Linked DNA regions of Homo sapiens: region 1 is linked to region 2. A link is a contact called in ENCODE Hi-C or POLR2A ChIA-PET data. All regions are on one chromosome and are shown on one strand. The core of a region is the stretch at or near the end of the contact, and the rest is flanking DNA. Distances in the headings are between cores, read along the strand shown.

What was found. A loop is a pair of places that touch in the nucleus more often than their neighbours do. ChIA-PET counts read pairs that join two places held with the same protein, here RNA polymerase II (POLR2A). Pooled maps may share reads with other maps.
Region 1: a map of CD4-positive, alpha-beta T cell shows a loop between it and region 2 (5-fold over the local background). The contact joins the promoter of MRPL33 here to the promoter of ZNF512 in region 2. A Hi-C loop is called at or near these places in 1 of 168 maps with a recorded cell type or tissue (CD4-positive, alpha-beta T cell), 5 of 37 single-sample maps with no recorded cell type and 10 of 50 pooled maps. POLR2A ChIA-PET finds 5 or more read pairs at or near these places in 2 of 52 experiments (T-cell and activated T-cell).

What each region holds. Positions count from the first base shown.
Region 1 is chr2:27,768,864-27,775,348 of GRCh38, reverse strand. It overlaps MRPL33 (mitochondrial ribosomal protein L33), which reads right to left and starts at 3,630. Exons shown (of 4, transcript NM_004891.4): 1 at 3,550-3,630; 2 at 2,657-2,675; 3 at 819-925. The coding sequence starts at 3,571. RefSeq lists enhancers at 3,449-3,578, 2,819-3,635, 3,869-3,988.
Region 2 is chr2:27,581,518-27,587,435 of GRCh38, reverse strand. ZNF512 (zinc finger protein 512) reads right to left here and starts at 4,394. Exons shown (of 14, transcript NM_032434.4): 1 at 4,294-4,394; 2 at 3,720-3,778. The coding sequence starts at 4,323. It overlaps SPATA31H1 (SPATA31 subfamily H member 1), which reads right to left. Exons shown (of 5, transcript NM_032266.5): 5 at 4,714-5,918. The coding sequence ends at 4,909. RefSeq lists an enhancer at 4,147-4,596.

The DNA of each region.
Region 1 (6,485 bases), core at 2,381-4,880, 190 kb before region 2:
AATTATAAAGAGCACAAAATGAACAGCCAGAGCTCTAAAATTAAAAAACACGTTTGCTATTTTTACATAAATCTGCACATAAAATCCAGAAACAGGATAGGCATCCACCAACAGCAATCAGGTGCTGACTCTATTTTTGTTTGTGAGCAGATAATATGGCCTTAGGAACACTTGTCTCTTCTAGATAAATACTTCCATCTAATGAGACCATTTAAAGTTACCATATAGTACAGCATTTTAGTGGATGGCACAAAATGGAAAAATCAAATTTCCTACCCCCACTGCACTAATATATAGAAACCATATTCCTTTAACTTCTATCAGGAACCAAATACTAGCCACTGTCGAACAGATGATGCCAGGACACCATACCGTCCCCTTCTTAAGACACTTGTCTGTTTCCAGAACACTACCACCTATTCTCTTTACATAGCTGGTTTCTCACCTTCAGGTCTCGGTTAACTATCTCCTCCTGGAGAGACCTTCCCTGATTTAGCCATCTAATGTGACTTTCCCTACCACTCTCCAACTTCATCCTACACCTCAGCATCCTGATTGTTTCTCTCACAGCACTTATAATTTGTCATCTTTTCTCCCCCTCTCAGACTAGACTAAGTGCCAAGAGTACAGGGACTTGTCTTGTGTCCTGGTGTATCCCAGCACCTGGGATGTTAAATAGCATCATAACAATCATTCAATACCTATTTACTAAATGAATGCTAGTGTCAGAGGCTAAAAAAACACCTCCAGAGAGTTCAGATGTTCAGCCTACAAAGGGGGCAACAGGCCTTGGAAGCATTAACCTCCCCAGATCTTACCAACTGGATCATAATGCAAAAGAGTCAGTTTTTCCCGCAGTCGGTTTCTCTTGGTGTTGAAGCAGAAACCTGTCCCAGCTTCGCTCACCATTCTCACCAGAATGTTTCTAAGATTAAAAAGTACGCTGTTATGTACGAGCTGACGAAATAAACTAAAATCAGTCACAGGGGGATGGCACATTTTGAGAACTCTGTAGGGTAATATTAGTTGTGAGATATCACTTGGCCCTAAAAGGTTCAGTTGTAAGACAGCCTAAGTTTTCCATGAAACAGTTTCAATGGTTTCAAATCTCTAGGATTTGCTCCACTACACAGAGTTACTTCGCAATGACCTAACCAAAACAATAAGAACAATCAAGCCACATTGCGGGACTAGCCTCAGACATCCACCCTTCACGAGGAGCAGAAGTCAGGAAGGGGAAAATATCAAAATACTGGTAACCACAGCTGGCTAGTGAGGAAATTGTAAAGATCGCTGTCTCAGAACAGCCCTCTCTTCCAGGGCATAAATGATTATATTCAGGAAGGGACAAAATAAAGAGACTAAAGCTTTTAGTTTGCTAATGCGCAAAACCTTGTGCCCCTTCATATTTCATTTAAGTTCCACTCATCCAAAGCAGAAAGTCCATGTTTGCCTCACCAGATCTTTTAATACCTGTACTGTTTGTTATTTTTTCATGTGTCTTGTCTCCCCATGTAGACCATGTTATTTTATTTCTCATGTAATTCCAAAACAACCTGGAAGCATCTAAGACTATATTACACACCACTGCATTGCTTTCAACATTCAGCACAGTGCCTCATAAGAGGCATACAGTATTTGTTTGTAATTAAGATAGACAATAATTATTCAACACAGATTCAACAAATATTAAGCACTTACTCTGTGGAAGGCACTCTGGGAAATACAAAGCTCTACAAGTCTATGTCTATGTCCTCTAGGAGCTAACAGTACTGTATGGAAGGTGAGTTGGTACATGAGGTCAATCAGGCAAGACATATATGAAATATGTCACAAGGGTAGAAAGAACGAGAGTCAGAATATACCTCTACAGAAACCAAAGGCAAGAGATTCCTATAGATCCCTGGGGCAGGGAATTTTGACATAAATAACTGGACTGTGGCGAAAGCTACGTGAATCACTGAAAGATACTGGGAGGGAAAGCGCTAACATACATGTTTTTCATTAACGTTAATCCAAAAGACTAGCTTTAAGGATTTTCAATGTCTTGAGTTGCAAGGAAAAGCTGCTTTAGAACCTCCCTATTTTTACCACAAAATCTTCTGTTATTGTCTACAACATTTATTTTGAAATACAAGTTTGGTAGTTCTAGTCTCTCTGGTACAGCATGGAATCTTTAATCTTGGCTATTTTTGAAATGCTTATACCATGAATGCAAAGGATTACAAAACTCATTAAAACAGACTATGATTTAATCAAAGCAGAGTTTGTTCTTCTGGATTCCCGTAGTGAGCTCCAGACACATGGCCCCTGGTCCTCGATTTGAGGAAATGGAAATATGGTGGTAGTCCAAATACAGCACAGCCCAATGGTTTGTTTAGAAACAGACAGTGAGCTCACAAATCCTGGGACTAGAAAAGCAGCAAAGGTTCCTTCAAGTATTTCAATGCTCACAGAAGTAGCTCAGTTCAGCAGGAGGGAAAATATTTTTGAAAGAGTTCATAAAGAAAAAATAATCAACTAAGTAATCCACAAACCAACTCTTAGGAAATCAAGGCCCAATGCTTAATTTCATATAAGGATGTACTGGGAGCAGCTAGACTAACAAATCCAACATAAACAAGTGACGTTTAAAAAAGGAAAAATCTTTACTTACTTTGACTTGCTCTTGGCAACTTTTTTGTAGACAGGAAGGGTTGGAAAAGAAAATAAAAATATAAATGTATTCTCTTTCTTATGCAAAGTTCATATAAATATCAGTAATAACCAAAAATATTTAACTTATGAAATATGCCATGAGGTGTCACTCAAGTAACTATTCCCTATCTATTAGGGATCCCCTTAGGATTTTATAGAAGGAAGGTTAAAAGATCCAATCAGACCAACACAATTCTAGATTTAATATTTTGCATAATTTCATGACTGTTGGACTGGCTACCTTTTAAATCTTTCTAAAGTAATACCTGCTCCATTTTTTCCCTCTTCTAAGGTGCAAGTATTCGCGCTGCAGCAAGCTTCTTGTTTGACAAGTTTAACCTTTGCAAATTACAACAACCATCACATGTGGTGAAAACCAGATACTAAATCTAACTGGGAAGTCAGCCAAGGGTAAAGAAGAGCACTGACTCGGGAGCCCGAGGACTTCTTTAACTGCCCTGCCGCATTACTCAGGCAATTCATTGCCCCTCTCGGGAGCGGTTTCCTTATTTTTAGAGTTCGAAATAGGTGGGCTGCAAATTCTGAGGTCCTTCGGACAAAGATTCTCCTAACACGGGCTGGAGAAAAACGCCCCACAGCCAGACTCAACGGTCCGTGAGGACGGCAATTGAATCCAGACACCGCAGACCCCTTCTCAGGCACCCACAGGTCCGCGCAGGGAGGCGCGCCGCGGGGCATGCCGGACGCTGTGGTCCTGAAGGCCTGGAAAAGTACGCAGCTGCAGCTTCCCGTCCTGTTCGCACATCCTTCCCCGCATCATTCCGGGGCCCTGCCTGTCACGGCCCCCTAACCCTCGCCGTAACCCCTACCGGCGTCTCCAGCCCCACTTACAGAAGACCGCGGAGAGGAACATGGTGACCACACCTGGGCAGTCTCCGTCACCGGCCAAAAGGCCCCCAACCAACAACAACTGCTTCCGGGGCACGGCCCGGTTCTGGAAGAGGACATCCGGCAGTCGCCCGAGGCCACGCCCCCCGCCTGGAACCTGCCTCCAGTCGTCTGGCTCGTTCCTCGGTTTCTCAGAGCGAGTGTGTTTTGCTTTTGTCGTGCTGGAGGTTGGAATCCTCATCATTCTGGAAAGGGATTTACAGCTCAGGGTTCGCGCCCCGGCCCTGACTCCTATTTCTGGGTCAAGTGCTTTCAGCGTTAGGTGCTTTCCATATTTGTTTCACGAAATAATCGCAACCACCTGCATTAGACCCACAAGAACAACTGTGTATTGTACTTCGGCCGCTCCAGCGTATCAGCCCCTCGCATATTTTCTTAAAATGTTGCCTCCCCCGACCCAACTCCCTCTCCGCCTGGTTAAGCCTTACTCTCACTCTTCTGAGTCCCTTCGGCATTAAGAACCCCACCTTTCCTTAGTTATCCCAATCTCTAGGAGGGCAGGACCCTTTGCATCTCAAACTTCTGTATCCAAACACCTAGCACAGTTCCTGACATAGAAGCCAAATAACAGATTGAGAGCATTCACATCACGTGCCTAATATCACAGAACTACCAGGTGGCAGAGTAAGAATTTAAACCTAGATTTTATCTGACTCCAAAGACTCATGCCTTTCCCAGTAGACATTGGGACCTACCAGTTTGCAATCATTAATTTTTCATGGCTCTGTAAGGAACCTGGGCTCCTCTAACACCAAGGACCTCGTCAGTAACCTCATTTCGCAACTAATAATCAGGACTTTTGGATTTTTTTCCTAATCCGTGATTTGTATCTACATATGAAGTCTTACAGATGTGAAATAAGATTTAATCGCATGGCTCACGCCTGTAATCCCAGCCCTTTGGGAGGCTGAGGCAGGCAGATCACTTGAGGTCACGAGTTTGAGACCAGCCTGGCCAACGTCGCGGAATCCCGCCTGTACTAAAAATACAAAAATTAGCTGAACCCGGGAGGCGGAGGTTGCAGTGAGCCGAGATAGCGCCACTGCACTCCAGCCTGGGCGACAAAGTGAGACTCCGTCTCAAAAAAAAAAAAAAAAAAAAGTAATAAAACTGTTTTAAAGAAAATTCAGCTCTCTGTGCCATCACAAAGAAGATGAGGAGGAAAAAAATCAGCTCTCCATACAATACAATTCAATTTTTTAAATTAAGACCGTCCTTCTCCTTAGTACCTATAATACTTTTTTTCCTTCTAATCATTCTTGATATTTATCTTCCCATAACCGGACTCCAGCTACTGAGTACCTTCCAGGTGCCGAAATCCTTCCTTACCTTGCATTGGCAAAAAAGAGCTTCAGATGTTCAAGAGGATAAGGTTTCTTATATTTCCTTTAGAGGATTTATAAGAAAACACAAGACTGGAAGCCAAGGAACATGATTTCTAGTCCTTGTTCTGTCCCTTAGAAAGTCACTTTAACTTTAGCCCAGCCAAATAGCAGTTCTTAAACTCCATGCCCCTGCCCCCAACTCTATTCTCCTTACTCTTCTTTATGTTTTCCTACAGCACTTATTGCCATTAATAGTATTACTTGTGTACTTGTTGATTTCCCTATTGTCTTTGGCTACCAGAATGCTGGGCAACAGCAAAACCCTGTCTCTAAAAAAATTTTTTTAATTAAAAAAAAGAACTTCAGCTTATTCCCTCACTGCTGTATCCCTGGTTCCTACAACAATGCCTGCTACATCTATTAAATATCTATTGAATGAATGAATCTGAGGTGAGAGGCACCATACAAATGTCAATATTTATGTTTAAATAGCAAAAAAAAAAAAACTAACTTTAAGTATTGTCAATAGTTTCAGGATCCAGGAGAATGTATAAGCTTGCTTTTGAAAAGAGCCAGGTGCAGTGGGTCACTCCTGCAATCCCAGTATTTTGGGAGGCCGACGAGGGTAGATCACCTGAGGTCAGGAGTTTGAGACCAGCCTGGCCAACATGGCGAAACCCCATCTCTACTAAAAAATAACACAACTGGCCGGGCGCGGTGGCTCACACCTGTAATCCCAGCACTTTGGGAGGCCGAGGCAGGTGAATCACGAGGTCAGGAAATTGAGACCATCCTGGCTAACATGGTGAAACCCCATCTCTACTAAAAATACAAAAAAAAAAAAAAAAAAAAATTAGCCGGGTGTGGTGGCGGGTGCCTGTAGTCCCAGCTACTCGGGAGGCTGAGGCAGGAGAATGGCGTGAACCTGGGAGGTGTAGCCTGCAGTGAGCCAAGATCGCACCACTGCACTCCAGGCTGGGCGACTGAGCAAGACTCCGTCTCAAAAATAACTTAAAAAAAAAAATTAGCCAGATGTGGGCGCCTGTAATTCCAGCTACTCAGGATGCAGAGGCAGGAGAATTGCTTGAACCTGGGAGGCAGAGGTTGCATTGAGCCAAGGTAGCAGCACTGCACCCCAGCGTGGGCAACAGAGGGAGTCTCCATGTCAAGAGAGGAGAGGGGAGAGGGGAGAGGAAGAAAAGAGATAGCATATGAACTATTTCTTGAAATTCTTGAAGGAGTAGGCTGGAGGCAGTGACTCTCTAGCCTCAGGAGTTCATGTTGCATCCACCTGTTATTTATACCTAATATAGCTGGCAGTTGGTAAGTGTTAATTAAAATGTTTATTATAATACAGATGTAATTCATGATTTGGGGCTTTTTTCCTTGAATTTACATAATGAGCCCTCTATGCCTTATTAGAGGAAAGTGCATAACAATTAGAGCATCCTGGCAGCCCAAATGGAAAAAGTGTAGTCCTTAGAGAAGGGGCACCCTCTTTGGGAGGTGGGGTGCTACAGGGAGGAGAAGATCAAGCTGTTTAACCTAGATTCT
Region 2 (5,918 bases), core at 3,145-5,644:
GCGTGGTGATGCACACCGGTAATCCCAGCTACTCAGGAGGCTAAGGCAGAAGAATCAGTTAAACCTGGGAGGCAAAGGGTTCGGTGAGCCAGGATCAGGCCACTGCACTCCAGCCTGGGTGACAGAGGGAGACACTGTCTCAAAAAAAGAAAAAAAAAAAAAAAAAACCCATGAATTAAAACCACAGTGAGATACCACTACACACCCATTAAATTAGCTAAAATTGAAAAGACTGACTCATACATTGCTGGTAGGAATGCAAAATAATACCACTTTGGAAAGCAGGTAGTTTCCTAAAAAGCTAAACATACTCCTGCCATATGAATCAACCAACCTAGGATGGTAAATACCATCTTAGATATTTATCAAAAGAAATGAAAGCATTTGTCCACACAAGACTTGTACATGAACGTTCACAGCAGCCTTATTGTTTGACACCCTAAAACTGAAAATAACTCAAATGTCAATCAAGATAGATGGCTAAACAAATTATGGTATCCATAATGGAATTCTACCCAGCAATAAAAACTATTTGTCATCTCAAAATCATTATTCTGAGTGAAAGAAATCATGAAAAAAATGAGAACATACTGTGTGACTTCATTTATATAAAATCCTAGAATATGCAAACCACTGTACAGTGGTGCCCGTGGACAGGAGTGGAGGAAGAAATGGCAGAGACATGAACAAACTTTTGAGAGAGATGAAAATGTTTATTATCTTGATTGTGGCAATGGTTTCACGGGTACAGACATACGTCAAAGCTGACCATAGTGTACGCTTTAAATATGTGCAGTCTATTGTACTCTAATTATACCTCAATAAAGGTATTTTTAAAAATTAATGGACTGGCAGGCCTCTAAGGCCAAAACCTACCATCCCAAACAATGCTAGAAACACTTGATGGGACAGGCGCAGTGGCTCATGCCTGTAATCCTAGCACTTTGGAAGGCCAAGATGGGCGAACTGCCTGAGCTCAGGAGTTCAAGACCAGCCTGGGCAACACTGTGAAACCCCTTCTCTACTAAAATACAAAAACTTAGCAGGGCACAGCGGTGTGCACCTGTAATCCCAGCTACTCGGGAGGCTGAGGCAGGAGAATTGCTTGAACCCAGGAGGTGGAGGTTGTGGTGAGCCGAGATCATGCCACTGCACTCCAGCCTAGGCGACAGAGCAAGACTCCATCTCCAACAACAACAACAACAACAACAACAACAACAAAGACTTGATGGTACCAACAGGCCATTAAGAGCTGAGTCCCATGTAATAACTCTTAGGAAACTCTCCATGTAGGAATTTCTTACTATCAGTGTAGGACTCAGAAATACAGTACCCATATACCCTCTTATGAATAAGCATAAGCATACTGAAAAGGCAACAGTTCATATGATCATAATTAACTCTTGGAGATTAAATCAAGGTGGTTAGGGAATCCCTCCTCCAGGTCTCATGTTTTATTTTTAAAGCACTCAACAAAAACAATTCTCAAGTATTTTACAATATCTACCCATCAACCCCAGGACATTTGATTATTTGTAAAAAAAACCAGATTAAGCTCAAACTTCCCTTTCCATACATATAACAAGAAAAAGCTTTGTTGTGATACAATGACTATCATAATTGCATTTATTTTATAATTTGTTGCCACCAGTGTGGCAACTCTCAGCTTCTGATCACAAACATAAAAAGTTTAGCCTATTTTCAACTCCTTTCTGATCTACCAAAAATTTTTAAGAGCCCCTAGCTCATTCTTCCATGTGCAAATATTTAGATTTCATTAGAAAAGTACTTTAGTTCATCTCGGTATCCTTTGTAAACTTATTTAATTCTACCCAATCTTTAAAAGCTAGTGTTCTCCATGATTTCCTCCTCTACTCTTCTCTGGTCTCACTTCTCACCATTGACTCTCAAATGTCACAATCTCCTAGGAAGCTAGTTAAAAGTAAAGATTTCTATGCCCTAAACCCAATGATTCCAAATCTGGTTAATGGATGGGGGCCTAATAATCTTATTTTTTAACAATTATCTCTAGGTGACCAAGGTACATACTGAGAAACATTGCTCTAACCACTTTAACTAGAAGAGCTCATTAAAACTCTCAGCTTGTGGAAGAAAACATCATGTTTCCAATTATTTTTTATAGCTGATAATTCCCAATTCTGTATTTCAGACCAGCTCTTCATCTGAGGTCCAAACCTATTTGTTTTTGTTCCAAATGTTGCTCCTCATTCAGAAATTTGTAGTTCTGTGAATTACTCCAAAATTCACCTGATGGCCAAAGCCAGAAACCCATAGACATCCTATCTTCCTTCTCTTACTCACTTCTCATCATCACCACCTGTACATTCCCTATACGTTGTTCCCTACGTATTCCCTGTATATTGTTCCCACCATAGGCTACATGTTCTTTATTCATCTCTTAGGTTATCATAATAACCTCTGAACCAGTTTCCCAGTACCCTTCCAAATCCATCCTTCATAATGCTGCCAGAGTGGCCTAAGACCAATATCTGGCTATGTCATTCCCTCATTATCTCTTCCAGGATAAAATCCAAACACTTTAGCATGCCGTAACAGGTCCTCCATGGTCTAGCCCCTACTAACCTCTCTAAACGCTCTCCCTGCAATCCCTCATCCTCTATCCCAGACATACAGAACTACTTACTATCCCATTAACTCTTTCCACACGTTCACATGCTGTTCTCTGTTCTGAAAAACCTTTCTCCTTCTCACTAACTGCATGATTCCTCAACTTTCAAGTTTCTACTTAGGAGTGACCTGCTCTGATAATCCTTCCCTTCCAAACTATCACTCCCCTTCCTCAAAGGCTAAATTAAATTCCTACTTAAAAATACTTACTTATTACAATGAACTGTGTTGACCTACTTGCCTATCTCCCCTTCTAGACTGCTAGTTGTTTTTCATGCCTGTATTCCTAACCTACTACAGAACTGGCGCACAGCAAACATGTAGTAAATGTCACCTGAATGAATGAATCCATTTAATGTCTAGTTAACAAGAATGTTTTCTTTTGTATTAACCATGGAAAAACTAAGCACCTTCAGTGTACTAAATAATAAACCAGTCTTACAGACAAGTAGTTTAAAAATACAAGGATTTCTTACGGCCATTTTTATCATCCATCCCAAGTTCATCAGTGTATTTATGAGCACGAATTTCATGTCTGGAGAAATACAGAATTACCACTGAGTCTTTGGTTCCATTTTTATTACAATTTGTACTTTTTTTTTGCAAGCTAGGTTTTTCTCCCACACACTAGACTTAGACCTACACTGTCCAATCCGATAGCCACGAGCTACAGGTGGCTATTTAACGTTAGTTAAAATTAAATAAAATTTAAAATTCAATCCCTCAGTCGCACTAGCCACATTTCAAGCGCTCAAAAGGCGTACGGGGCTAGTAGCTATGATACTAGACAGTGCAGATACAGAACATTTTCGTCACAAGAAGTTCCACTGGACAGCGCTGGCCACAAAATCACAAAAGAACCTTAGAAAAACCTCACTCACTTGGCAAATAAAATTTAAAATTCAGTCCCTCAGTTGCACTAGCCACATTTCAACTGCTCAAAATCCACACCGGGTTAGTGGCTATGATACTGGACAATGCAGATACAGAACATTTTCATCACAGGAAGAAGTTCTACTGGTCAGCGCTGGTGACACAATCATAAAAGGACCTTAGAAAACCTCACTTACTTCTTAGCTCCCACGATCCTCGTGCTCCTCTGCTGCTTAAAGGTTGTGGGTCCCGAAGTCTAGCAAATCACAAGCACACGAGTGAGTGCTAGGGACCTCTGAACCTCGACCACAAAAAGACGAATTCCCCTATGCCCAGAAGAAATGAAGTTCTCCCGGGGAAACCACCTCAAACACAAGAAGGCAACACCTTTTAGGAAAAATATGCTGTCCTATCTTCCAGCAGTGCAAAGGCGGGTAACAATACCAGAGCCTTCGTCTTCCCCCATTCTCAAAGCCCTGTCCCAGGCTCTAAAAGGGAGGCCAAAAGAAAAGACAACGGATATGAGAGACATTGGGGATGTAAAAGGAATAGAAACTAATGGTAATGTGGCGAGGAATTAAATCCAAGGAGGTGGGGAACAGGCAGCAGAACGTGGGTAAAGAAAAAGGGACAGGTGATCTGATCTAGAAGGGTGGGGCCTACGATGGCCTCTGATAAAACCAACTCAGCATGGGACAAAAGCGAGGGACCGCGTGTTCCGGGCTCGACAGCGCTACCTCTAAAGCATAACGGTCAAACCAAGAAACTCACGGCGGGTACAGCACCGAGTCTGGAAGACATCACTCCCTCTCCACGCCTAACAATTTCACCCAAGGGCTCCGGCCAGACCAACGCCACTTCCGCTCTCCTCTCCCGGATGTGGGCTCGGCTCCGCCTAGCCCTCTTCTGAACTTCTACTTCCGCCTAGCAGCTTCCGAGGGGGCTGCGGCCGGAGCGAGTCACGTGATGAGTCACCCTCCGATTCCTCTGAGACCCCGCCCCACTGGGATCGCGACGCGGGACCCGGGAACCTATGGGTGGGGTCTGGAGTGAAGGGGCGGAGCTTGGAGCCTCGGCTGGGCCTCAAAACCCCTGGCTCTCATTCCGAATCTTTGCACAACTCCTCGTGTCCCTCCAGCCTGCCTTCCCCATCCACCCGCCCAGTGGTCTCAGTCCAGATGCACAGGAAGATCATTTACTGCCCCTTTATTCATCTTAGAGAAATTACAGACCCATTCTCACCCGCCTCCCCCCCGGTAGAGAGAAATGGAAGCCTTTCCACGCTGGGGGCGCAGGAATTGGAGGCAGTGGCTGAGCAGGAAAGAAGCCTGGAAAGGGCAGCACGATGAAGACTTAGGACAATGAATAATAGGGGCGGACCTCGCCTCATCGAGTAGCTTCAGGCCTCCACACTTGCCCTGCTTTGGGATTTTTATGTGTGGTCCCGAGGAGAGTTGTTTGATTCTTGAAATCTCTAGACAAACTATGGCTGGGCCTCTCTCCAGGGAAACTGTACTTGAGTCCCTCCTTAAGGGGACTGCGTCGGCTCCTCTCAGAGGGACTGCAATGGTTCCTCCCAGAGGGCCTCCCTGGCCTCATCTCAGAGGGACTGTGACGGGTTCTCTCACAGGAACTGCGATGGCTCCTCTCAGAGGTCCTCCCTTGCCTCATCCCGGAGGGACTGCGATGGCTTCTCTCAGAGGGACTGTGACAGGTTTTCCCAGAGGAACTGTGTCCTCTCCTCTCAGAGGGACTGCAACGGCTTCTTTCCAAGGGACTGAGGTGGCTCTTCTCTGAGGGACTGTGACTTCTCTCAGAAATCCTACGATGGCTCCTCTCAAAGGACCTGTGAGATCTCCTCTCAGAGGGACTGCGATGGCTCCTCTCCAAGAGACTGTGACGGCTCCTCTCCAAGGGACTGTGACGTCTTCTCTCAGAGGGACTGTGATGGCTTCTCTCAGAGGGACTGTGATGGCTTTTCTCTGAGGGACTGTGATGTCTTCTCTCAGAGGGACTGCGATGTCTTCTCTCAGAGGGACTGCAATGGCTTCTCTCAGAGGGACTGCAATGGCTTCTCTCAGAGGGACTGTGATGTCTTCTCTCAGAGGGACTGTGATGGCTTCTCTCAGAGGGACTGTGATGGCTTCTCTCTGAGGGACTGCGATGGCTCCTCCGAGCGGGACTGCGATGGCTTCTCTTAGAGGGACTGTGATGTCTTCTCTCAGAGGGACCACGATGGCTCCTCTGAGAGGGACTGCGATGTCTTCTCTCAGAGGGACTGCAATGGCTTCTCTCTGAGGGACCGCGATGGCTCCTCTGGGAGGGACTGCGATGTCTTCTCTCAGAGGAACTGCGATGGCTTCTCTCTGAGGGACTGCGATGGCTTCTCTCTGAGG